2 separate regions of the Mus musculus genome follow, and region 2 is linked to region 1. A link is a loop called in an ENCODE intact Hi-C map of the cell type or tissue named here. Cell type or tissue: left cerebral cortex. All regions are shown on one strand.

The links. A loop is a pair of places that touch in the nucleus more often than their neighbours do. Peaks named below come from ENCODE experiments on the same cell type or tissue, not always from the same donor. Only the 100,000 strongest peaks of a DNase experiment are listed, where the experiment ranks them.
Region 2: it touches region 1 in a loop (2.9-fold over the local background); 3 of 42 quality-filtered maps call a loop at or near these places.

The regions. Positions count from the first base shown.
Region 1 is chr5:133,584,090-133,586,589 of GRCm38, forward strand. Gm36667 (a long non-coding RNA gene) reads right to left here. Exons shown (of 5, transcript XR_868576.1): 2 at 63-245. Among named protein-coding and RNA genes, the nearest start is that of Gm36667, 13 kb to the right of the region's middle. In left cerebral cortex, a CTCF peak has its summit at 1,295 (motif pointing left); a DNase peak (open chromatin) is centred at 1,287.
Region 2 is chr5:132,538,407-132,540,906 of GRCm38, forward strand. All of the region lies in intron 1 of Auts2 (autism susceptibility candidate 2), which reads right to left. Among named protein-coding and RNA genes, the nearest start is that of Auts2, 3.6 kb to the right of the region's middle. In left cerebral cortex, no CTCF peak of the experiment used is centred here; DNase peaks (open chromatin) are centred at 1,148 and 2,137; H3K4me3 peaks cover 815 bases.

The DNA.
Region 1 (2,500 bases):
CTCCCTTCTAGCCCACCACCCACCAAAGGTCGTGGAAAAGAAAGGAATCGGGGGAAACGGACCTATTTAGAAATGGTTCTTTGAAGGAAATGCCATCTGCATTGTCAGGAAATCAGCAGTTCAGGTTACAGGTCAGCAACAGCAGCTCAGTCCACTCTGAAACACTTCACAGGCACACCAGCAGTCCAGTTCAATCGTGTTGGGATAGCAGTAGTGGTGTCACGATCTAGCAAGAACAGCCAGGCCTTAGCCAAATCAACACAAGTCAACAGGAGGGGACCAGGAGGGAAGTCAAGAGAAGCTCTGTGCTGTGTCTCTCTCAATGAAGTAAAGATCAGCAAAGTTGGGAAACCAACAAGCGCTGTACTGCTAGCTCTATAAGCAAGCCTTGTTCAGCCTCCATTACTGGCCATTGAGTTCTATTTATACTTCTTCCAAACATCACGTGCACTCCATCAGTCTTGCCTCAGCACATGAGTCTGTCTCAGCTGACATCAGTCTGCCAATCAGCCCAAGTCCGCAGAAACATACAAGAAGTCCAAGAAGCCATAACATACCACCAGAAGTTTGTTGGTCCGTTTCTCTCAATGGAGTCCCCAAAAAGGAGCTCAACCATACAATGTAAGGCAGACCAATACATACATGTCATTAATGAAGAATCGTTCACCACTCATTCTTTTACATGCTTTCATTAGCAAAACATCCTTTCACGTGTGTCTATGTCATAAAATGTTCCTTCCCATGTTTGTCCCAGCAAAACACCATCTGATGATACAAATGACTTCCCAAAGAACCCTTACATTTCTACTTCATCAGGACTAGGCCGCTTATTGTCCAACGGCTGTCACCAAGCTTACTAAAGGAGAAATGGTGATTACATGAGGACTTCCATGACAGACAGCATAAGTTGGTTTTACTGCCTCACACTCAAAACATGCTGAGAGGAACGATCGCCACAAGGAGTAATGTTCTATACGACTTTTATTTTGATTCAGTTTGGTTTTGTTGTTTGTTGTTTATTTTGCTTGTTGGTTATCTGAGATAGGATCTCTCTATGTCATCTGGATTGGCCCATAGCTTGTAGCAATTCTTCGGCCTCCATCACATCCATCAAAATGTAATGCTTTAATTGAGGAAAAGGCCTTCAAAGAACCAGATTTGACCCTCCTCTCTGACATTCATCTCTTGAATTATCTGACCCTTTCACCCAGAACACTGGGTGAGGAGCTCCAGTTTTTCTGTCTGCCTTTGAGCCCAGCTGCCACTATGAGGAAGTCTTGGGCTCCCCCTCGAGGCCAACAGTAAATCTAGGGAAGAAAACTCCAAGAGACACTGCAGGGTCTTAATTGGCTGAGGACAGGAACAGCAGTAGGGAACAAGAACTTGGATAAAGAAATGAGAGTGGTTGGCCCAGGATGTCCAGGCCCTTCTCCTACTGCAGACAAGAGGACATTGCAACGATATCTAAACAAAGTGAGGTAACAGCTGTGAATCTGTGTCTCCTCTTTAGAAGACACTAAAGGGAAAAGGAAGAAGGCAAGGGAAGGAAGGGAAGGGAAGAGAGAGGGCGACAGCTTTCCTGTGTATTCACCTTCTGCTGCTGTGTGCATGATGTTTTTAATCCATAAATCATCATTAAAAGTCTTGCTGTTTTTAATTCCTTCAATAAACTCTAAGGCATAATTCTGTACCTGAGTAAAATCAAAGGCTCAAATTTGTGTTAAAAATGGGATTGGGGGACAGGGGCAGCGCTGGAGAGATAGCTCAGTTGGTAAAGTGTTTACTATGCAAACACAAAGATCTGACTTTAATCCTTAGAAGCCATATAAAAAGTCAGGTATGGGGTGGTATTTGGTAAAAATCCCAGAGCTGGGGCGACAGAGACAGGTAGATCAGGGGACTCACAGGCCAGCCCCAGGTGAGTTCCATGCCAATGAAAAACCTGGTTCACAAAATAAGATGAATAATCTCTGAAGAGCTACATCCAAGGCAATCCTCCAAACACATACATGCACACCTGTTTACACATGAAAATGCACGCACACACACACACACACACGCACACACACACACATTAGTGATATCTGGGTCATAATGTTGGATGCCTATGACCCCAGCACTTGGGAGACTGACACAAGTAAGTCATGAGTCTGAAGCCAACCTAGACTATCTAGAAAGTTTGAGCCTGTCTGGGACACATAGTGAGACCCTATCACAAAATAACTAAGGGTTGGGTGCATAGCTCAGTGGTACCCTAGAGATCCTAAGCCTTGGGTTTAGACCCAGCACTAAAACCAAATAGGTGTGCTCATTAATGGGGTCTTTCTTGTGACTCCTCTTTGTGCTTGTGATCTCCAGGAAAAAAATTCAGATGACACACAGAGATCATTGTATAGATGATTAGGTGTTTGGAGATGGGTAGGTGACTCAGTAGGTCAAGCACTTTCTATAGATTTTTACCACTATCCCCCCTTTAAATGAGACATTTATTATCCCTTTA
Region 2 (2,500 bases), 1.0 Mb before region 1:
GAAGGAGAGAGTAGAGAAGCAGGGGCCGGCCATGGCCATGTGGAGTTGGGGGGGGGGGGGGATGGGGAGCAGAGGGGGAGCAAGGGGGCAAGAGGCAAAAGAGAGACAAGAGTGTAAGAGGGTAAGAGCCATACACATGTTCTCAACACACACTTTTATCCAAGCTCAGAGTTGAATTGCCTGCTCCACCTAAGCCTTCACATTTTTCGGTGACGGTTCAGTAAATCTTTCAAATTTAGTGTAGTGAACATCAGAGACTCTCTAACTGTCACTGCAAGCTTAGGTTCAAACCATCCAACATGGACACAGTGTGTTAACAGCCAATATATCTACACTTCGCTCACCACCACTACCCCCACCACCACCACCAAAAAAAAAAAAAAAAAAAAAAAAAAGTAAACATGATTATTTTTATCTTCCAATACATGGTTTTAACAGGTTTATTAGCAGGTTTTTTTCTACAAAATCTGAACTTTCTAAAAAACATAACTCGACAGAATACTAGTGAACTGTTAATTTACTGAGGAGAGATAATGGTACTGTGGGGATTTCTAAAGTCATCTGAATCATTTATATATACTTGAGAGGTTAATGCAGAAATATTTACAGATGTCATCAGAGCAGGTCTGAAAGATGAGAGAGAGCTCAATGAACTACAGAAGGAGCAACATAGGAATTGTAAGTTATGGGCTCTGGGGGTGTTGGGTGCATTGGAGTTTACCCCTACTGTTCCATGTACTTTCTCATACAAAAAAAAAATTTTAATTATACCCTTTATACCAATGCACCATTACATATGTGATATCGTGTGGATACAGAAGTACCATAGCGTTCAGCTAACCAAATCATCCTCAGGTTTTAAATCAAGAAAAGTCTCGGAGAAGTAAGTTGCATCGCAGAAAGAGGTATGGTATTCAAGGTACATCTTGAACTCGGTTGTCTTTAAAGATTATAAATTTTAAGGCTTAAAACAAGACTGGACCAAGAACATTTTCTAGCAAAACAAGTGCAAAATTTTCTTCCATCTCCACCTGAGAAGACATAGATGGCCCCTCTTGCTGACTAAGTGGGGCCACCCAGCAGGGCATGGCAACTACCCAGAGCACAGAACCACTTGTAAGCAGCTTTTTCAAGTCTTTCCTTCACCAACCATAGGCAGCCATACTGAGCCAAAGCCCAGGCAGCATTCTCTCTTAGGAGACATGATGCCACTCCAATGCCCATTTTAAAGCAAGAAAGAGGTCACATTGCAGTACCCATCCACCACTGCAAAGTTCAAAAACACAGTTATAAGCATCCTGACTGGTGACACTCAATACTTGGCACTCAGAGAACCAACTCTAAAATGGATGTTTAAGCCAAATACTAGCATCAAAATCTCTGGTCATCACCAAGGCCAGGATCGCCAGCCTCCCTTCCTTCCTCCCCAACCAGTAGCTACCAGCCACCGGCCACCACCCCCATCCAAAGCACTTTACAGAAATGAACAAGTCTGACAGACAGGAAGACTGCCTTTTTAAAAACACTTAAACTTGACATCCAAACACAGGTCTAGAACCCACAACCTAAACCTGCACAGTCAGTGCACATAAGGCTTATGCTCTCATTAACAAAGCTCAACTTGGCACCCCTGAAACAATAACACAATATCAGCAAAGATAAATAAATAAATTAAATAAATAAATAAATAAATAAATAAATAAAGGGAAGAGAAAAGTTTCTCCACACCATTATGTCAGGTGCCATGAAAGGCTACAAACCAACCATATTTTGGTTTTGTCCTGGATCAACTCAGGAGGCCCTCGGAACCTCCTGTGTATGTGTGGCTGTGTGTGTTGAGGGTGGGGAAAGGGAGGAAGAGGAGGAAAGAAAGCAGTTAAATGTATACACACCAATGACCAATCCCAGCACCAAAGCAAATCTTCCCAGGCAAAGATACTTTTCTGTGACCCTTGGACTGTCTCCCTCCAGCTCCTTCCATCCTACAAACACACACACACACACACACACACACACACACACACACACACCAGGAGCCTCTTAGCAGGCAGGAAAATATGCATTTGAAAAACCAAGGCTGCCTGCAGGTGCCTCAGGAATAAAGACAGACACACAAACACATACACAAAGCCAATCACTTGGGGTGGGGGGCACATACAAAAAAAGGAAAAGAGGGACAACTGGTGACAAGCCCTTCAGCAGCCAGCTAGGATTTTATCTTGCCTCATACCAGCCCTCCCTGGTGTACCTTCTTCTGTCCTTCAACTAAATTGCTCATGTATACACACACACACACACACACACACACACACACACACCAACACAACCCACACGCAAATGTATGTGTGTGGATAATATTGTCATTAACCCTTTCTGCAATATAGCCCCATGCATTATATAAAAAGATATTCCATCCTTTCCTCTTCTCCCCTCCTCCCTCCTTTCTCCCAACAAGGAGAAAACGCCCCCTTCCCCAGCTTCACCAAAAAAAGGGGAGGGG